7 separate regions of the Homo sapiens genome follow, and regions 1, 2, 4, 5, 6 and 7 are each linked to region 3. A link is a contact called in ENCODE Hi-C or POLR2A ChIA-PET data. All regions are on one chromosome and are shown on one strand. Each heading gives the region's core, a stretch centred on a gene start or an enhancer-like site at or near the end of the contact. The rest is flanking DNA. Distances are from core to core; before and after follow the strand shown.

What was found. Hi-C counts contacts between places; a loop is a spot of excess contacts on that map. ChIA-PET counts read pairs that join two places held with the same protein, here RNA polymerase II (POLR2A). Pooled maps may share reads with other maps.
Region 1: a loop to region 3 is called in a map of naive thymus-derived CD4-positive, alpha-beta T cell, with 20 times the contacts of the local background. The contact joins the promoter of WEE1 here to the promoter of CTR9 in region 3. A Hi-C loop is called at or near these places in 1 of 168 maps with a recorded cell type or tissue (naive thymus-derived CD4-positive, alpha-beta T cell), 1 of 37 single-sample maps with no recorded cell type and 15 of 50 pooled maps. POLR2A ChIA-PET finds 5 or more read pairs at or near these places in 1 of 52 experiments (AG04450).
Region 2: a loop to region 3 is called in a pooled map, with 5 times the contacts of the local background. The contact joins the promoter of AKIP1 here to the promoter of CTR9 in region 3. A Hi-C loop is called at or near these places in 8 of 50 pooled maps. POLR2A ChIA-PET finds 5 or more read pairs at or near these places in 2 of 52 experiments (SK-N-SH and naive thymus-derived CD8-positive, alpha-beta T cell).
Region 4: a loop to region 3 is called in a map of naive thymus-derived CD4-positive, alpha-beta T cell, with 8 times the contacts of the local background. The contact joins the promoter of IPO7 here to the promoter of CTR9 in region 3. A Hi-C loop is called at or near these places in 1 of 168 maps with a recorded cell type or tissue (naive thymus-derived CD4-positive, alpha-beta T cell) and 5 of 50 pooled maps. POLR2A ChIA-PET finds 5 or more read pairs at or near these places in 1 of 52 experiments (T-cell).
Region 5: a pooled map shows a loop between it and region 3 (5-fold over the local background). The contact joins the enhancer-like site here to the promoter of CTR9 in region 3. A Hi-C loop is called at or near these places in 7 of 50 pooled maps.
Region 6: a pooled map shows a loop between it and region 3 (5-fold over the local background). The contact joins the enhancer-like site here to the promoter of CTR9 in region 3. A Hi-C loop is called at or near these places in 1 of 50 pooled maps. POLR2A ChIA-PET finds 5 or more read pairs at or near these places in 2 of 52 experiments (RWPE1 and T-cell).
Region 7: a loop to region 3 is called in a map of B cell, with 17 times the contacts of the local background. The contact joins the promoter of ZNF143 here to the promoter of CTR9 in region 3. A Hi-C loop is called at or near these places in 2 of 168 maps with a recorded cell type or tissue (B cell and naive thymus-derived CD4-positive, alpha-beta T cell), 2 of 37 single-sample maps with no recorded cell type and 12 of 50 pooled maps. POLR2A ChIA-PET finds 5 or more read pairs at or near these places in 3 of 52 experiments (CD4-positive, alpha-beta T cell, WTC11 and activated CD4-positive, alpha-beta T cell).

What each region holds. Positions count from the first base shown.
Region 1 is chr11:9,572,246-9,574,945 of GRCh38, reverse strand. It overlaps WEE1 (WEE1 G2 checkpoint kinase), which reads right to left and starts at 1,276. Exons shown (of 11, transcript NM_003390.4): 1 at 437-1,276. The coding sequence starts at 1,012. RefSeq lists silencers at 654-753, 1,044-1,253, 1,274-1,623 and an enhancer at 1,198-2,050.
Region 2 is chr11:8,909,746-8,912,449 of GRCh38, reverse strand. AKIP1 (A-kinase interacting protein 1) reads right to left here and starts at 1,261. Exons shown (of 6, transcript NM_020642.4): 1 at 1,227-1,261; 2 at 779-1,006. The coding sequence starts at 1,000. It also overlaps a transcript of DENND2B not described here. RefSeq lists enhancers at 957-1,046, 1,057-1,126 and a silencer at 1,217-1,496.
Region 3 is chr11:10,749,798-10,752,497 of GRCh38, reverse strand. CTR9 (CTR9 component of Paf1/RNA polymerase II complex) reads right to left here and starts at 1,252. Exons shown (of 25, transcript NM_014633.5): 1 at 1,041-1,252. The coding sequence starts at 1,085. RefSeq lists enhancers at 1,365-1,414, 1,435-1,584, 1,383-1,883.
Region 4 is chr11:9,383,372-9,386,272 of GRCh38, reverse strand. It overlaps IPO7 (importin 7), which reads right to left and starts at 1,621. Exons shown (of 25, transcript NM_006391.3): 1 at 1,426-1,621. The coding sequence starts at 1,509. RefSeq lists an enhancer at 1,104-1,619.
Region 5 is chr11:9,611,855-9,614,715 of GRCh38, reverse strand. No RefSeq gene overlaps it. Among named protein-coding and RNA genes, the nearest start is that of WEE1, 40 kb to the right of the region's middle. RefSeq lists a silencer at 325-704 and an enhancer at 805-1,494. Within about 2 kb of position 1,360, at least 41 of the 41 ENCODE cell types and tissues checked have a DNase peak (open chromatin) inside an H3K27ac peak, as active enhancers do.
Region 6 is chr11:9,363,169-9,365,868 of GRCh38, reverse strand. No RefSeq gene overlaps it. Among named protein-coding and RNA genes, the nearest start is that of IPO7, 20 kb to the left of the region's middle. RefSeq lists enhancers at 622-1,323, 959-2,158 and a silencer at 1,149-1,328. Within about 2 kb of position 1,393, at least 41 of the 41 ENCODE cell types and tissues checked have a DNase peak (open chromatin) inside an H3K27ac peak, as active enhancers do.
Region 7 is chr11:9,459,562-9,462,261 of GRCh38, reverse strand. It overlaps ZNF143 (zinc finger protein 143), which reads right to left and starts at 1,250. Exons shown (of 16, transcript NM_003442.6): 1 at 1,186-1,250. ZNF143-AS1 (ZNF143 antisense RNA 1) reads left to right here and starts at 1,564. Exons shown (of 1, transcript NR_036539.1): 1 at 1,564-2,700. RefSeq lists a silencer at 657-866 and enhancers at 1,637-1,716, 1,777-1,876, 1,967-2,046, 2,246-2,700.

The DNA.
Region 1 (2,700 bases), core at 27-2,526, 1.2 Mb after region 3:
TTAAACTCCTTCTGCCCGCGCCGCCCAAATTACAGGCCCGATCGCCGCGTTTAAAAGGCATCCTATGGCTCGGGAGTGTCAGGTGGCCGGGCCGGCACCCTCCAGCATCCTCGCGAACCGCGTTATCGGTGCCGCACTCGGGGCTGACACGCTCGGGGCGGCCCGGACTCAACGGGCGGCAAATCCTTGGCCACCCGGACGGGCCGATCGGCCCCTTTGTAAGATGAAGTTCCAGACGAGGCCCATTGTTCAGTTACATAATCTCAACGGACAACCTCGGGGCAGGGCCAAACACAAGGGCTGCCAACTTTGGGGGGCGGCGCAGGAAAGCGAGGGGGGAGCGGCCGGCCGCTTCTGTAACCGAACCCAGGCAGCGGCGCTGGCCCCTCCGGCGCCGCGGCCCCGGCCGCCGGGTGCCCGCGCCCGCCGCTCTCACCTTGGGCGTGTGCGGGGTGTCGAAGAGTCGCAGCTTGCGGAAGGTCTTGTGTGGCGGGGTGCCCGGGTGGTCCGGCCGCGGCGAGCGGCGGCCTTCGCCCGCCCGGCGCGCCCCGCAACCCCGCGGCGACGCATCTCCTGGGCCGCCGCAGCGCACCGGCGAGAAAGAGCTACCCAGGAAGTAGGGGGCCGCCGGCGACTTGACCGGCGACGAGGAGCCGAAGCCCTCCTCCTCCCACGAGTCGCCCTCCGCCCCACCGCCCGCCTCGTCCGCGCCCGGGCAGGCGCCGGGCAGCAACAGGTCCTCCTCCAGCTCGCCGGGGCTGCCGGGGGCCGGCCCGGGCGAGCGGCGGCGCTCGGGCCCGGGCTCCGTGGGGCTCCGCGCGGGCGGCAGCGGCGAGTCGGGCTCTTGAAAGGCCGAGTCCTCCCCGGTGCTGTGGCCGCTGCCCTCCTCCTCCTCCTCTTCTTCCTCCTCCTCACAGTCGCTGCAGGGCGAGAAGATCAGCTTCTGCCGCAAGGTGCAGGCCGCCCCGGCGCGGCGGGGTGGCGGCGGCTGCTGTCGGCTCAGGAAGCTCATCGCGGCCCTGGGGACGGGGCCGAGGACAGGAGAGCGGAGGCCTGCGGGGTCCAGGACACTGCGGGCCTGGGGGCGGGTCCGCCACGTGCGGCTGGGCGCGCCTAGTCGCAGCCGCGGCGTCTCTGCGCGGCGGCGGCCTGCGGCTCCGGGGCGCTCGGGCTGCGGACGGTGGCGGCAGCGGCGGCGCGGACTTTCCGGCAGAGGCGGGGCGGCCCGAGCACCGAGGCTGAGGTCTCCTCAGGTCCAGTCTCAGGTTCGGGCTCCGCGGCTTCCCGCGACCGTTAACCACGTGAGTGCCCAGTCCACCAATCCCAGTGCAGCTCCGGGTTTGAAAAAAAAAGGAGGGCGCGACGTAGCCCGCGGGGGAAGGACCAGCTACGCGATTTTGGCGGGAACCCGCTGGCTCCACCCCCGGCTCGGCGCCAGCCAAGTCTGGGCGGGCTGTGGTGTTCCGGGCCTATGAGCGAGCCTGGGGCGGCGGGGGGCCCGGCCCGGCGCCGCCCGAACACCGCCCGGACGGGGCTGGGCCTTCTGGGAGGGGCAAAAGAGAGCTGGATTCGCCTAAGCCGACCCGAAAGCCGGCCTGGACGCACCCCCCTCGCTGCTCCTCCGGTGCTGGGGGATCTGAAGAGGGGCAGGCGGCCGGGCAGCGCCTCCGGGTCTCTGCGAGCTGGGAAGAGCCAGGGACCGAATGGCCTTCGGCCGCTGCCCTCGGAGGCCGCTTCTTGCCCCTCGTCCCCTGGGGCGAGCCACTGGGGCGTAGTGGGCGTGGCAGTGGGCAGCCACGTTCAGGGTCGAGGTCTGAGCCGGAAATGGTGACTCGGGCCTCGGGACCTTTCTGAACTGCGGGAGCCGATGTGCTTAGGCTGGACACTGGCTGGGAGGAGGCCTCCGAGCCCCATTATTTCCCCGGGGTGGGTGACTGTTAGGGGCGGGTGTCAGCACAGCGAGAAGAGCTCTCCCAAGCAGGGGTCCACCTCTGCCGACCTTGTCCGCGGCCAAAAGAAACAGCAGCACAGTTGCCCACCACGAAACCAAGTGCCCGGCACACGATCTCCGTGTTTACATTTGTTCGCCAGCACGTGGGCATGCGTTGGCAAAACCGATTGGCCCGGCTCGCGGCAAACTCAAACGCAATTTTAAAAAATTTCCCTAGTGCTTCGTTAAACTGATTTAATCTGTCCCTTAATGCACTTACACGTTTCTTCCAGTTTTCTTTTTTCTTTCTTTGTTTATTTATTTTTTTTTTTTTTTCTGAGACGGGGTCTTGCTCTGTCACCCAGGCTGGAGTGCAGTGGCACGATCTCGGCTCACTACAACCTGCAACCTCCGCCTTTAGAGTTCAAGCGATTCTCATGCCTCAGCCACCCGAGTAGCTGGGATTACAGGCGGCTGCCACCACACCTGGCTAATTTTTGTATTTTTAGTAGAGACGAACTTCCCAATGTTGGCCAGGCTGGTCTCCAACTCCTGATCTCAAGTGATCCGCCCGCCTCGGCCTCTCAAAGTGCTGGAATTACAGACGTGAACCACCGCTCCCGGCCTCTTCCAGTTTTCTGTTGTAAACAACCCCGTGGTGTATATGCTTCCTTCTCCATGTTTTTTGTTTGGTTTGGTTTTTTTCGACACGGAGTCTCGCTCTGTCGCCCCAGGCTGGAGTGCAGTGGCGCGATCTCGGCTCACTGCAG
Region 2 (2,704 bases), core at 12-2,511, 1.8 Mb after region 3:
TTTGAATAAATGGCACGTCACAGGTTAGCTCTAGGATTCCCTACTGGAGAATGAAGCCATTTTGGAAATAGTCTCCTTTTTACTTTTGGAAAGGCTCTGCAAGTTTATGTCAGAAAGAACGATGTTATTGAGAAAGAATTCCAACTCTAAAAGATAGACATGCAATTTATCCAGGATCTAAGAGACAGGCTTGCAGGCTTTCCTCTACTATCAGATGATAGCTGTAAGATTTTTTTTTTTTTTTTTTTTTTGAGACGGAGGTTTCGCTCTTGTTGCCCAGGCTGGAGTGCAATGGCGCGATCTCGGCTCACCGCGACCTCCGCCTCCCGGGTTCAAGCGATTCTCCTGCCTCAGCCTCCCTAGTACCTGGGATTACAGACATGCGCCACCACGCCCGGCTAATTTTGTATTTTTAGTAGAGACGGGATTTCTCCATGTTGGTCAGGCTGCTTTCGAACTCCCGACCTCAGGTGATCCGCCCGCCTCGGCCTCCCAAAGTGCTGGGATTGCAGGCATGAGCCACCGCGCCCGGCTAATTTTTTTTTTTTTTTTTAAGTAACCAACCAGGGCTGAACACTACCGTTATTCTACAGCTACCCAACAAGAATCTGTCAAATGTAAAGCGTTTTGAAAGGACTTTTCCATTCATTGTTCTGATCCTTTCCAGCTTCCGCTAAGGGAAGGTTTCCTCAGCTGCTTCTGCGCTGCGCACCCCTGGCTCCCAGCGGGCTACCGCGGCGCGAAGGACTGGGGCGGCCCCCGGCACAGCGACCCTCACCTCTCCCGGGAGAACGCGCTGCGGGCCGGCTGCCGGCTGTTTCTCTAGGTGGGGCGCCTCCCGGGCAAGGACCCCCATGCAGCCTTTGGGACGCTCCAGGGCATGCCAGTCCACCGCCCTCCTCTTGGCCCTCTCCAGCACTTCTAGAGCCAGCCTTGCTGAACGCTGCAGGGAACGTCGGTCCACCCCATTCAGCGCTGCGGCCGCCAAACAGTTGTCCATGGCTCCCTGAGTGGGCACACAACGTACAAACGCCGGCGGGTCAGCTGGGCCGCGGCGACCCTGCTCCAAATCCGGGTGGGAGCCCCAGCCTCGACCTCCCTGGAGACCACCGCTCCTGGTCCGCCCCCAACGCACACTCCAGCGGGAGCCCAGCCAGGACTAGGCCTAGCGCGCCCGCCCCTTCCATTTTCATCTACCCCTTCCGCTACTTAGGGAGCCCCCTCACCCGGCTCACTCGTCAAGGCGCATGCGCGCAACGCTATTCTAGGAAGAGGGACCAGGCCTAGCGCTCCCGGCGGCGCCGGCGCAGCTGGGCCATTGGCGGAAGGCGGGAGAGGCGGGAGAGGCGGGAGAAGTGGGGGAGGCGGGGCGGCTGGGCGGCCAAACACGCCTTCTGCGTCCCAGCCTTGGCGTCTGCGCGCGAGTTGCCTGGTTAACTGCTGAGCGCTGGAGGCGGGGCGCCGGGCGCTGGGGGCCGGGGGTCGGGGGTCGGGGGCCGGGGGTCGGGGGTCGGGGGCTGGGGGCTGAGGACTGAGTCGAGCCAGCAGCCCAGGGCATCTGTCCACGCTGTCAGAGGAGCCTCTGGGCGTGGGGCTGGCCCTTAGAGGGCTACTGCGCTGCTTAACTTGGTGGGTATAAAGGCAGGTCTCCTGTTGAGCTAAAAAATTATGGGGTACCAGCTAGGTAGGCAACATAGCGAGAACCCGTGTAGACACACACACACACACACACACACACACTAGCCAGGAGTGGTTATGGGGTACCAGCTAGGTAGGCAACATAGCGACAACCCGTGTCCACACACACACACACACACTAGCCAGGAGTGGTTATGGGGTACCAGCTAGGTAGGCAACATAGCGACAACCCGTGTCCACACACACACACAGTAGGAGGAGTGGTGGCGCGCATCTGTAGTCCCAGGTACTCGGGAGGGTCGAGGTGGGAGGATCGCTTGAACCCGGGAAGCGGAGGTTGCAGTGAGACGAGATCGCGCCACTGCACTCCAGCCTGGGCGACAGAGGAAGACTTCGTCTCAAAACAAAAACATCATGGGGAATAAGGCAAGTGCCTCCCGCGCCTCTTTCTGCTTGGTCTACATTTTGGGGTGTCGCTACTCTTGTTTGAGGAGGTGATTAGGCCAAACTGTGTGGCTGCCAAGGTGGCCTTTGGAGAAGGGAACAGCTCGGGATTGAGGCGAGACGGAGGCGGGGCTGTCTGCAGATGTTCCTGGCCCCCGGGGCAGGGGGCGCCTGAGAAGTTGTAGGGTCTCTCATAATCCCTCAGCGCAGCTCTCTCTCCCCTCCAGTGGGAAGTACGGATTCACATATTTTTGGAGACCTGTTCTCTTGGGGTCTGACTCCATCTTTTAGGAAGACTGCACCATGTTTAAGTAAGGAACTGTGAATGCTTACTTAAACCATGTTTAAGTAAGGACCTGTCACTCCACTCCGCTGGTTATTTGGTAGGAGATACAGCCCAGGCTCTCACTGCTAATTAGTGACTCAGCCGCACCACCCAGCGCAAAGCAAAGCGCCGATGCTTAGGAAGGTCCACTTTGAGGGACACGCTCAGTGGGGGTCACTTTAAGGAACACAAATAAATCCTCCTTTAAGTCTCCTCTGTGGTTCATGAAAAAGGAGAGAAACTCCATCCTCACCTAGTCTCAACAGATGGCTTGATGAGCAATTATCAGGTACCAGG
Region 3 (2,700 bases), core at 3-2,502:
TATAATAAAGTTAAAGCACAGAGAAGCAAACAAACCCTGCTACTTGTCCCCAGATCACTGGAACTATAAAATACTAGAAATGGTCTGCTTACTAAAAAATAACAAAACAAAATCCTACTTAACATAGAATCCAAGTAAAGTGCAGATAAGCACCCTAGAGACTATTATGCCATAGGTCTGACTCCTTGAGATGCATGACCCTACAAGCCATGCAAAGTTGAATGCCACTGCACACATTAATCATGGAGGTGGCACCTGCGTGTAACAGACAGTCCTGACTGTAAGCACAAAAATAATAATAGGAAAATGTCCTGGAATTAGAGGTAATGACTATACAACTTTGCGAATACACTAAAAACCACTGAATTTTATACCTCAATATTATATCTCAAACAAAAAAAATAAAAATAAAAGATATACAAGAAGACTGAACATCAAAGCTGAGAGCTTTACTCAGACAAGCCACAGGCCACCCATGAATGAGACATAGGTAAGCGAGAGGAGGTTAAATTTTATCAGCACACAGGGGCGGCTAAATCTTGGGATATCTCGTTGAAGGAGAGTTGGTGTAGAGAACACAGCGCACCATGACAGACTCGAGTTTCTAAGGGAGAAGAGGCGACCTCCTATATATTCCCAGGGAAAGATCTCGAGTTTGAGCAGCAAGCATATAAACCCCGGAAACATCAGCGCCCACCTCTGTAATCTGCGAGGTGTTTTACAGTTTATCGGGTACTCTCACACCTCTGCTCCCGTGGGTTGGTTAGGAAAAGAGTAGCGCACTGTCAAATTCGAACAGGCTGGAGAGGAACTTTCAAGAACTCCTTCTCCGAGTGGCCCTGAGGCTGCAGAGACGCGGTGCCCCCAGCCTGAGAGGGCACAGGGGCTGAAGAAGATGATGATCAGACCTTGGCCAGGTATTTCGATCAGGGCTCTTAGGGAAGGAGGATGCTCTCGCTTCAGAAACGAAGTCGAGCGAAGTCGGTGGGGGCGATCGTACAAGTTCATGGCCCCCACCCGCCTCCATACACGACACTTACCTCGTCAGTGTCCCGGAGGGGAATCTCGATGGAGCCCCGCGACATGATGGGGTCAAAAGGCGAGCAAGTGTCTCGCCCCGCCGCTCCGCAGCCGGTAGTCTCCGCTTCAGGCTAATCCAGAGGTGAGTGACGGCTCCGGCTCTGGTCTTGACTGCCGCCCCGCGGCGCCGCTGGAGCTCTGGCTTCTCCTTCCCGTCAGCCGCTTAAACAACGAGCAGCGGACGGCGGACGGCCACTTCCGGCGACCCCGCCCCCTGTCCCGGAAGCACTCCCGGGGGAGCGTGCCCTACGCGAGCTCAGCTTGTGGCTCCGGTGTTTCCGTTTTGGGGTTGGCGGCTCCGAAGCTTTTGTTGGCGTGTCGGCTGTAGGGTGCCCCGAGAGCCTGCAGGACCTTCGGAACCATCTGGCGTCTGACTCTCCTCAGCGCTGGCGCGGCCCCGAATGAAAACTTGGAAGGCGTAGCCGCTTGGTCCCGCGGTGGGCGGGGCCCCTGCCTGACGTGGACCTCTCGGGATGGGCCTGGCCAATCCTGTTTTCTTCCCAAGATTGTTAGGGATAATTCAGTCATTCGTTTCGCAACCCATCTTTTGGCCCCCGTTAGGTGTAAGTCATACCTGTGATACCTTTGTGACTAGTTTAAATAAAAAAATTTACAATTAATTCGGTAATCATTGTGATAATTCATGTCTTATTTTTTTTAGTTCTTCGAAGCATGTAAGAAGATCTAGTATATTTGTGATTTAAGTAAAATTGCAGATGAGGCCAGGCGCGGTGGCTCACGCCTGTAATCCCAGCACTTTGGGAGGCCAAGGCGGGCGGATCATCTGAGGTCAGGAGTTCGAGACCAGCCTGACCAACATGGTGAAAACCCGTCTATACTAAAAATACAAAAATTAGCCCGGCGCGGTGGTGGGCGCCTGTAATCCCAGCTACCAGGGAGACTGAAACAGGAGACTCGCTTGAACCCGGGAGACGGAGGTTGCGCTGAGCCGAGATCAGCCACTGCGCTCCAGACTGGGGATCGATCGAGACTCCACCTCAAAAAAAAAAAAAAGAGGAAATTAATTTTAGTAATATATTTTATTTAACGTAATATATCCAAAATCTCATTTCAACATGTAGTCAATATAAAAATTCAGATAATTTTTACATTTTTTTATACTGAGTCTTGAAAATTCGATATGTATTTCACATGCATACACTGATCTCAGTTGCCTGATTTTAATTGGAAATATTGGATCTGTGTTTAGATTTTATAAAGTTTGCAGTTGAAAAAATAGGTTCACACACTTTAGTTTTTCCAAAATTTAAATTAAAAAAATTCCTAATTAAATTCCTTAATTGGATTAGTCATATTTCAAGTGTTCAATAGCCACATGTGGTTAGTGAATACTGCATTGGATGGCATCAGACAGTATTTCCCAGAAATACTGTTTAATATATTTTAAAGTTTATAAAGTAAGCATTAAACAAAAGTACACATAGTGGTGATTGTTATTCTCCATGCCCAAAAGCCTCCCTGATATTAAAAACTCTATTGATAGGTTTGGTTTTTCAGTTATTCGCATCCAAAGGCATCATACCTGATAATGCAGAGTGCTATGATTGAATAGTTGGGGCACTCAGTTTAGAGTGGGATTTGGAGGAAGTGACATTTAAG
Region 4 (2,901 bases), core at 372-2,871, 1.4 Mb after region 3:
TTGAACATGTAATCATCACTTTGTGTGGTATAATAATGATCTCATTTACATATAAAATAGATTTAACATTCTGAAATAATTTTACATTTAATTTGTGTAAACTCTGTAGGTAGTCTTCTTGAACTGTAAGTTCCGTGAGGGCAGGGATCTCTAGTGCAGCCCTTTACACTGAAAGTCCAGTTAGTAATATTTCTGCTGTTTCTGGTAAGTCAATATAAACAATGTTTTTAAATTATTTACTTACCAGCTAAAAGACGCATAAAATAGTTGAATTTCTATTTTAAAGTGTGATTTCTTTTTCAGTTAAAAAATGTACACTAAAGTTCAGTAAAGCTGGCAGATTCAGCAGCATGCTGAAGGACAGTTACTAACTGGCAGAAAAGTTACAGCAGCCCTTTTAAGAAGGATTTAAAATACTGATCATTAATACGTAAAAATGCAAAAGTTTAGAAACAAAGAATGACACTGGAGATAGTACAATAAATATTCATGCAATTAAGCTGTTTTCCAAGGAGCGGTCCCCACAAAATATGGGGGAAAAAAAAAACCTTCAGAGAATGCAATATCTGAACTGATAAGGAGCTCAGCATGTTCCAAGGCACTCAGACTTAACATTATCTCACCTGTCTGTCACAGCAACTCTGTGGCGTAATTTTATGAATGGGAAAAACTCAGGATCAAGAGGTTAAGCGACTGGCCCAAGGTCACTCAAGGAATCAATGGTGCAGCTATACCTAGAAGGGTGCACTTCACCTGATCCTTCCCACTACATAAGCCAGCTCCCCGACTGAAGCATTAGGACAGCGGAAAAGCAGGGATCAGACTCTGTGAGTGTCCCGCACTACTCCTATCCTGCCAAGGAGGCGCGGGCTTGCCTTTGAAAGCCTTCCCTAGCAACTCAGCCAGAGAGGAGGAAGTTGTGCCCGAGGCAGGCCACTGATCAGCCCAGCAAAGTGACAAGGATGACAGGCGCAGCCCCCAAAGGACCAGCCGGCATTCCCAGGAGCCCTTCCAAACCCTGCGACGGCGAGACTGGTCTCAGAAACATCTGAAAAACCTCCCAGTAAGTTTCGCCCCCTCCTGGACGTGAGGAACCAGCTGGGAATGAGCCAGAGGTCGGCCAGCCACCCGAGCCAGCCATGTGTCCAACCCGTCACGCCCGCCCCGCCTCAGCCGGCTCCTCATGCCTAGACCGCAGCCAGAGGCCCAGCTCAGGATCCGAAGCAAAGGCAGCCTTGGCTGCAGCCACCACCACCACACCACACCGAGGCGCCCCGGCGTGGAAGTCGCCGTCAGATGTCCGCCCCACCCTCCTGCTGGGACCCTCAACGACGTCGTCCGCGCCTCCGGCCAGGCCCCGGGGGCTCGGCCTGCCACTTCTGCCCACCCGCCTGCCCGCCGCCACCGCTAGCCGGGCGTCCTTACTTCATTGAGCTGGCGCTCCGCGGCCTCACGCAGGGCTGGGTCCATAGTGCCCCGCAGGGCCTCGATAATGGTGTTGGGGTCCATCGCAGCGCGGACTCGGTCAAACCCGGGGCTCGGGTGCTACTGGGCCAGGAATAGCGCCACTCACTGCGCACATGGACCCGCCGCGCTCCGCAGCGGCAACCGGCGCGAAAGGAAAGAGAAGCGCCAAGGCCCCGGATAGAACCTCTTCGCCTCGGCGTGGAGGCGGGAGATGCTCCGGCGACTTCCTGTGGGCGCGCCTGCGGAGCACTTTGGGAGATGTAGTCCACAAACACAGTCCGCAGCCCACGTGGCTGCCTGAGCTGTCGTTCCTACAGACAAGTCTTTCTGTTCAAAAACGAAAAATGTTCAAGTTCCACAAAAAGAAAAGCAAAACAATCAGTTACAAAAGGTTTCACATACTATATCCACAATGTTCATAAAGGGAGTCAGATACAGTGTGTGGTGCAATCGATTGCTAATGGCTGCGTGATTGAAGGAAACTTTCTGAAAAGCAATTTGAGATGTGTTTCTGATAGCCACTAAAATATTTAAACTGCCGGGCGCGGTGGTTCACGCCTGTAATCCCAGCACTTTGGGAGGCCAAGGCGGGCGGATCACGAGATCAGGAGATCGAGAGCATCCTGGCTAACACGGCGAAACCCCGTTTCTACTAAAAATACAAAAAATTAGCCGGGCGTGGTGGCACGCGCCTGTAGTCTCAGCTACTAGGGAGGCTGAGGCAGGAGAATCGCTTGAACCCGGGAAGCGGAGGTTGCAGTGAGCCGAGATCGTGCCATTGCACTCCAGCTTGGGCAACAAGAGCGAAACTCCGTCTCAAAAAAACAAAACGAAACGAAATGTTTAAACTCTGACCCAGTAATTCCACTTATGAGACTTTATCCTAAGGCAATAACACGGAAGATTAAATGAACTTTATGTGTGAAAGGTTTTTATCACATTACGTATTAGTAATTACCAAATACTGAAATCATGGCTTTTTATTGAGTATCCAAATTTTAGTTGGGACTTCATATAAATCACCTCTTAATGCAGAGTAAAAGCATAATCCCTATTAAAATACACCTTCCTGCCAGGCGCGGTGGCTCACACCTGTAATCCCAGCACTTTGGGAGGCCAAGGTGGGCGGATCACAAGGTCAGGAGATTGAGACCATCCTAGCTAACACGGTGAAGCCCCGTCTCTACTAAAAATACAAAAAATTAGCCGGGTGTGGTGGTGGGCGCCTGTAGTCCCAGCTACACTGAGGCAGGAGAATGGCGTGAATCCAGGAGGTGGAGCTTGCAGTGAGCCGAGATCATGCCACTGCACTCCAGCCTGGGTGACAGAGCGAGACTCTATCTCAAAAATAAATAAATAAATAAATAAAAATAAAAGACACCTTCCTAGCCAGGCGTAATCCTCCTGTTGAGGCAGGAGGATTGCTTGAGACCA
Region 5 (2,861 bases), core at 111-2,610, 1.1 Mb after region 3:
GAAATACTGAATTTAGAGACTTCCTGTTATATGTGATCTCCAGAGGACCAGTAAATGCCTGTGCAAGCCAAGGAACACGTTAAAAAGAATCCCCTATCCCTGCAACAAAGCCCGAAAGGGATTCTACTGGGACAGTTGCTCGGTCCCAGGGCCCAGGCATTGGAGAGAGCCTCGCTCCAGAGACTCTGTGGCCCCACCGGAGCCGGTGCCGGCTTTTAGGGGTTTTCTCACGGAAATGTTCAGCTGCCGGTGAGTTCACGTGCATTTAAGTTTTATTCTCCAGTTAGGACCGGGTTTTCCAGATGTGGGTTGTCAGCGCGTGCCCAGTAACCAGCTTGCGCCCAGGTGCGAAACGCAGTCATTGGGTCTCTCCGGGTGTGCGTCCTGGGTGGAGCCCCAGGGGCCCCGGCGTGGGTGGCCGTCCTGCTCCGCGGGTACCCGCGGAATGCCCTGCCCGCATGCTCCCTCTGCTGGGCGCGCCTCGGCGCCTTCCGGGTGCACGGCCCTGCCCAGGAGCGGCGCGTGGGGCCCCGGGTCTGCGGATGAATGGGGAGATAGCGAGGGGAGGGGCGCACAGCACAGCCCACTCCCCCTTACCCACGCCTCCAGAACAGTCCTACCCCTAGCCCCAACACCTCCTTCTATCCCCGCCCCGCTCTCCCCAGACGCTCTTAATCTGATTGAGACTTCGGCACGTAAACGCGGTTCTAGGAGCCCGGACTGGCTCAGTGCACGACTTATCAGAAACTTACCCGTATCTAACACACAATAGATTCGTGCACATCTGTTGAATAAAGAAGAGTTTGTTTTTCGTGTTTGAACCGTGTCTGCTTCAATAACGCTTCCTGCAGTGGTCCTTTTTAGGAGGGGTACAGTGAGTGGTATACTGCGAGGGAAGCGGGACAAGGAGGCAAAGGGAAGGGAAACAGGCGGGCCCAGAGAGCAGCTTCCGAGTGACCTGGAAAATCAGCGCCCAGAACTCATCTAGACACAGAGGCTCGGTGCCATGGCATTCCGCGCTGACTGCCAGAACCGCGGGCCGCGGAGCCAGCACTGTGCCGGCAACGTGGTGGGGCGAATGCCCTGGGGTCGGAGAGGTGGAAAGGCCCGAAAGGAAGAGCCCAGAAGGGGACAGTCCCCACCCAACGGCAGGGTAAAGGCCCGTCTCTACTGGTTACTAGAGACGTGGAACCCAGGAAGCTCGAGGCCCCAGGAAACCGGCATAGAAGGAGGCCTGTCAAAGGGGCCCCGAATCCTCCCGCAGGGACAGAGCGACACGTCCACCCGGGCTCGGAGGACTAACACCAGGAGTCCCCTGAGGCCCTGCCCCAGGCTTCCCAGGTTGTGGGGACACCAGCTGCCTGCAGGGGGCGGGATGTTCCTTTGGCGCTGCTGGGCAGTGACTAAGAGCAGAAACAAAAATAGAAGCTGAGATCAACGGAAAGGAATGAGACTGAACAAACACACGCATTAATCCTGATGGGATACATAGTAAAATAACATTCCCAAACACGGCAGTAAGAAAAGATGAACTATGTAAAGAATGCGCAGATAAATGAATGAAAATTTGGAGGACAAAAATGTGTTTCACATCGTATTTCAAAATAAACACCAAGTGGATTAAAGTGCTAAATATTTTAAAGAACAGCCATAGAAACTATATATTTAATAGGATAAGGCAGTTATATTTATGGATAAACGTCAGCGTTCTCAAAACTTTGAAACAACAGAAGAAACAACAAAGGAAGACTAACGTTCAAAAATACAAAAACTGGACAGAATTTTAAAAAGACAACAGATTGAGAAAAATGTCTGCACCAAGTGACAAGCAAATACTACCTGAAATGTATAAAAGCTTGTTTATAGGCCAGGTGCAGTGGCTCACGCCTGTAATCCCAGCACTTTAGGAGGCCAAGGCGGGTGGATCAACTGAGGTCAGGAGTTCGAGACCAGCCTGGCCAACATGGTGAAAGCCCCGTCTCTACTAAAAATACAAAAATTAGTTGGGTGTGGTGGCACACGCCTGTAGTCCCAGTTACTTGGGTGGCTGAGGCAGGAGAATCGCTTGAACCCGGGAGGCGGAGGTTGCAGTGAGCCGAGATCGCACCACTGAACTCCAGCCTGGGTGACAGAGCAAGATTCCATCCCCCCCACCCAAAAAAAGCTTGTTTATATATATAAAAACAATCAAGGTACCAATTGCTAAATAGACAAAGAAGGTAAACATGCACTGTAATTCACAATAAGAAATAAAAGTCATACCCAAGTGCATGGGGAAAACGTTCATTGATAATCAGAAACTTTAAACTTAAAACAGTTATGACATAACACCTTACATCTACTAAAGTAGCAAAAATGTTTTAAAATTATAATGCAGGCTGGATGCAGTGGCTCATGCCTGTAATATCAGTTCACTGGGGGCCAAGGCAGGAGGTTCCCTTGAGGCCAGGAGTTGGAGACCAGCCTGGGCAACAGAGTGAGACCCTGTCACTACAAAAAATTTAAAAATTAGTCCAGCATGGTGCTGTGCTCTAGTAGTCTTAGCTACTTGGGAGGCTGAGGTGGGAGGATCCCTTTAAGCCTGAGAGTTACAGTGAGCTATGATCACACCAGTGCACTCCAACCTGGGCAATAGTGAGACGCTGTTTCTGTAAAAATAAATAGAAAAAAATATAATAGAAAAACAGAAAAAAAATAATGCATAATGTTAGCAGCATGGTAAAATAATAGTCACCATTGCTTCATACAACTCTATCTGGTTTTTTTGAGACGGAGTCTTGCTCTGTTGCACAGGCTAGAGTGCAGTGTTGCCTCACTGCAACCTCTGCCTCCCAGGTTCAAGTGATTCTCCTGTCTCAGCC
Region 6 (2,700 bases), core at 144-2,643, 1.4 Mb after region 3:
TCAATCGACATATATAAGATCAACACGGGTTTGGTCTGGAAATGGGGGCTTTCCAGGTCATAGGTAGATAGGAGACAAATGGTTGCATTCTTTTGAGCTTCCCTCCCTCTCTCTCTCTCTTTCTTTCTTCATATGGAGTTTCCCTCTTTCGCCCAGGCTGGGGAGAAGTGGCCCAATTTCGGCTCACTGCAACCTCTGCTCCCGGGTTCAAGCGATTCTCCTGCCTCAGCCTCCCAAGCAGCTGGGATTACAGGCGCCCGCCACCACGCCCAGCTAATTTATATATTTTTAGTAGAGATAGGGGTTTCTCCATGTTCACCAGGCTGATCTCGAACTCCTGACTTCAGGTGATCCACCCGCCTTGGCCTCCCAAAGTGTTAGGATTACAGGCGTGAGCCACCGTGCCCAGCCTGGATTCTTTTTTTTTTTTAATCTTATTTTTTGAGAGGGAGTCTGGCTCTGTTGCTCAGGCTGGAGCGTAGTGGCTGAGCTCGGCTCACTGCAACCTCCGCCTCCCGAGTTCAAGCGATTCTCCTGCCTCAGCCTCCCGAGTAGCTGGAATTACAGGCGCCCACCAGCATGCCCGGCTAATTTTTGTATTTTTAGTAGAGACGGGATTTCGTTATGTTGGCCAGGCTGGTCTGGAACTCCTAACCTCAAGTGATCCGCCCGCCTCTCCTTCCCAAAGTGCTGGGATTACAGGTGTGAGCCACCGCACCCAGCCTCCAAAAGAGGCAATCAGATAACGCATTTATGTTAGTGAGCAGAGGGGTAACTTTGAATAGAATGGGAGACAGGTTTTCCCTACGCAGTTCCCAGCTTGACTTTTCCCTTTAGCTTAGTGATATGGGGGCCCCAAGATATTTTCCTTTGACGAATTCATCTCGGAAACCAAGATTTATTTTCTTTTGGAATTTTAAAAGTTTTGCTCTTGCATTTAAAAAAAACAGTGCGTGTGTGTTTCGCTTTAATTATTATTTGCTGCATTTTGGAACTGAGTCAGGCAAATCATTTTTGTTCCTAGGCAAGTGCCTTTGATCTTCAAAATCTACCCAGTCTTTGGGGCACTGCTGTCTCCTTTCACAAGGTCCTAATTCCCACTGAAACCAGTCTGTAGTATTTGTGGCTTGGGGCCACTTCAAGATTTCAAATTTCAGCCTCAGACTCCAATCCCCGGGCGGGATCCGGGAGACCCAGCCCCGTGCGGCCCCCGCCGAGCTGGCGGGGATTGCAACGTCGGGATCGTGGCGACGCGCGGGGCCCTGGAGCCCAGGCGCGCGGCCCCAGGCGCGTCAGCCCCTCCCCGCCGGCGTCGCTCGCCGTCGCCTGCGGTGACTCAGCTCTTCCGGTCACCGCCGTCACTGGTGGTTCCCGACTGCAGTGAAGGTGCGGACGCCAAGTCACTGCTCAGTAATGCTGGAGCCGCCGGCGTCCCGGGCCTTCTCCAAATGCGCTGCATTCCTGCCCCCACCATGACTCAGCGGCTTCCGCTCCGGCGTCAGCGGCGCTCCGGCCTCCGCCCGCGAGGCCCTGCTGCCTTCCCACTGCCCCACGGGGGCCACAACGCGCCCGCTTCCGCCCTTAGGTGTCCTTCCAAGCCCCTGAAAAGGTTTGGCAGCTTGATAAAGGATCCCTGAACTCCAGTGTTTAGGCCCTGCAAGGCTCTTCTCTGTACATTGAGGAGCTGAGGCCTCCGCACGGGAAAGTATTCCCCACCCCCCAGCGCAAGGAGGAAGTTAGCCTAAGACTAATTGAGGCAACTGAGGCCTCGGACAGCCGCGGGTCCTGAGAGCCCGATGGACCTACTTTGGAAGTTCAACGTTACCGTTTGCAGATGTGTGACACTCCCCTACTCCTACCCCCACTCCTACCCCCACCCACTTAACAGACATGAGGATTATTCCATGCCACCTTGTTGTTGGCATTGCGTAGCACATGGTAGGAACTCAGCAAATCTCAGCTTTTGTTTGTATTTTCTCTTTCTTTCCTTTTTTTTTTTTTTTTTTTTTTTGAGACGGAGTCTCCCTCTGTCACGAGGCTGGCGCGATCTCGGCTCACCGCAACCTCCCCCTCCTGGGTTCCTCCTGGGTTCAAGCGATTCTCCTGCCTCAGCCTCCTGAGTAGCTGGGACTACAGACGCACGACACCACGCCCAGCTGATTTTTGTATTTTTAGTAGAGACAGGATTTCACAATATTGGCTAGGATGGTCTCGATCTCTTGACCTCGTGATCCGCCTGCCTTGGCCTCCCAAAGTGCTGGGATTACAGGCGACAGCCACCGTGCCTGGCCTGTATTTTCTTTGAAATGCCTTTTAGATGTAGTTCTTCCTCTCCATGGACAGAGTCACCTCAGCAACTTCCTAACTGGTTTTGCCACATTCCCATCCAACTTCACACAATGACCGGGTGCATTTTTATGGCACACTGTATTCTGCAAGTCATTCCTCTGTGCAAGAAAATTTAATACTCTGTTGAATTTTGGTTTGAGTGGAAAGTCCTTTCCCTGGTATTTAAAGCGATCCATCATAGTCCGGCTCCCATCCTTCCCATAAATATTTTAGGCCTGCTCTGCATCCTGTATTGTGGTACTCGGATTCCTGCCCTCCAGAGCTCTGGTGAGGGGAGATAAATACATAATCACGTCGTCATTATACTGTGTAATAAGTGCTCTGATCGAAGTGTGAACAGGACAGAGAGCA
Region 7 (2,700 bases), core at 1-2,500, 1.3 Mb after region 3:
AGGCACTCAAGTATCTGTAGACAGCTGACTGCTCATAGAATTTCCAAATAGTGGACACTGACAATTAAAAAAAAAAAATTTCCAAACAGTCAAAATACGCCAGGACAAAATTAGCTATGCATCTTATGGGTGTTTTTGAGTGATCTCCTTATCACGTTATTTTCTTACTAAACGTAAACTTGATCTACATACTCAGCAAGAAAAAACATTAAATACTGCACCGTTTTTTGTCAACTACAGGAAAACACAAGTATCTTCTGGTAAGATTCAGGACAAAGCCGACCACAATCTCGAACCTACAATTTCTCCCCACATTCTCACTTGATTATATCAGCTGATTTAGACACTTCCAAAGCAAAGGCTGACGCTGATTTTAAACAAATAATGGGCTGGCAATGGTATTCTTCTTTCCTCTTTTTAACTTCGTTATTATGTGGAAAAAACAAATGTCCAAAGCAAAAGGGGAAGGAATAAAAACTAGTTCGCGTTCCACAATAATACGTTTCAAAGAGACTTATAAGAATTTGTTCACTCTTTTGGCCAAAACTGGAGAAAAGGGAGGATAAAATTGTAAATTTCTAATATCCGATGTTAGACCTCAGTAACCTTTTTTTTTTTTTAATAGAAGAAAGGGTGAGGGGGAAACAATCTGCCCACGATACGCATGGGAAGCAAGCGCTAGGTGAGACCGGCAGGTCCTGGGAGGGCCTGGGCCAGCCCTGTCCCCGGCGCCCCCGCTGCGGCCTGGTGTGGCCCGTGGGCCCGGCGTCCCAGGCGGCGGAACTCTGCCTCGGCGGCGCCTGGGGACTCGCTCTGCGCGGAGGTCAGGCCGAGAAACGCGGCCAAGGCTCCCGAGGGCTCCACCCTCCCCTCTTTCACTCCCTCCCCTTGGCGGTCCCCTGAGGGAAACAGGCGGGGCGCATCGCTCAGAGACAAGCTGGGGGGAGTTGAGTCCTCAACGAAAAAAGCTCCGCCGCCTAGAGTGGCGGCCGCGGGTTATTAATAAACTCCGCTTCTGCCCAGACGCCGCTACCGCGGCCGGCCCATAAAATCGGCAAGGCCTGCGGCGGAGGCTGAGCAGCGGGAGCCGGAGCCCGGGCCCAAGCGGGCCCGCGCCGCCGCGCTGAGGGCGGCGGCCAGGCGGAGAATAATGCACACTGGGTAAAAACACATTTATATACGAACCTCCGAGAAAATTTTCCAACAATTCCTTCGTCCGACCACCATGCACCAGGACAGGAAACAGCCGTCCGGCCCCCAGGCCCCGCAACCCGCATAGTGTGTCTGAGGCCCGCCCCCAGCTTCCATTGGGCTGTCATTACATCACTCACAGGACGCTTCCGGTTTTCCATTGGCCCACGTTTGGTCGACGCGAAAGAAAACCGCCCTAGCCGCGCCCACTCAACTGACGTCAGCCAAGCCTGACTTTACAGCCCGCCCCTGAGTGGCTCGCGCAAAGTGCAGAATCAAAGCTCCTGTGTCTGACTGGTTGACATAACCGCTTATCCCAGACGGACCCCGCCTCACTGACTAGCGAGTCATACCGATTCTGGGGCCCCAGCGGGAGGCGCCATTTTGTAGCGAGGGAGGGAGGCTGGTCCTTGTGATTACCCGGGAGGGAGCCGGGGTGACGAGCGCCATTTTCCCCACAGGGGCGAGGAGGCGGCTTTGGTTCTCCCGGTGGGCTTGCCGGAGTGCGTTCTGCAGACCAGAAGGGCTTTGTCTGGCGATTGCTGAATGCTCAATAGCAGCCTGCTGGGAGGGAAGTCGAAGGGAGAAATAGGACAGAAAGAGAGACCTGACCTCTCCCTGGAGGCTCTCAGTGTCGGCCGAGGCCCTTGGTCTTGCTCTAGGGCTCTGCATTCCCGAGAGCTGCTGTATGCCGGGGATTGGCTTCCAAGCCTGCCTGAGCTTCTCCAGTCTCCCGGGCATCGCCATGCGGTGGGAGGGTGAGCCTTCCTCTCCTGCTGAAATTCCGGCGGCTTGGCAACCGGCCGGGGGGTCTTGGATTCCTCGGGGAGACACCACTGATGCTTTGTGGTTTCACGTAATTTGGATTTAAAAGTTGAAGGCGTCAGAAATGGTTGTCGCTACGGTCTTTTGTATGTTCTTGTGTTGCGAACTAATAAAGGAAAGTCAAAAGGGTGGGAGAAGCATTCAGTCTGGTTCCCTAAAGTTACTAAGAATGGATACAAATTAGTTGTGGCCGTTGCGGTTAATGCTTCTTGTAGCTCTTAACCCAGCCCTTTCTAAACCTTTGGATATACTTACTAGTCAGTTCCGAAGGTACTCAGTACAAATTTGCGTTGGCGCACCAGGCCGACTAAAGATGAGGTGGGTGTATTAGACTCAAAATTTCTTAAGTCGGCCAGGGGGTAGAATTGAGCTACCAAGAGAATGAGAGACTACCCTGTTGTAACAGATTTGGATCGCGCTTAGAAAAACAGGGAGAAAGCTGGATGATGTTCAACTTAATGTCTTGCATTTCAGACGATTATCGAATGGACGGGGATAAATAAAAACGATGTTACAGATAGCCCTCTAAGTGTGGATAGTAAATATTTTGATTTACAATTAAGCCTACCTTGAGGTGCAGGCCCTAACCAACGGATAGTTGAGTAATAGGGGCCTAGACGCCAATGGAAAGAAAATGGGACTTTAAGCTTTGTTTGAACATATATTCTGTTAATAAAGAAGTTT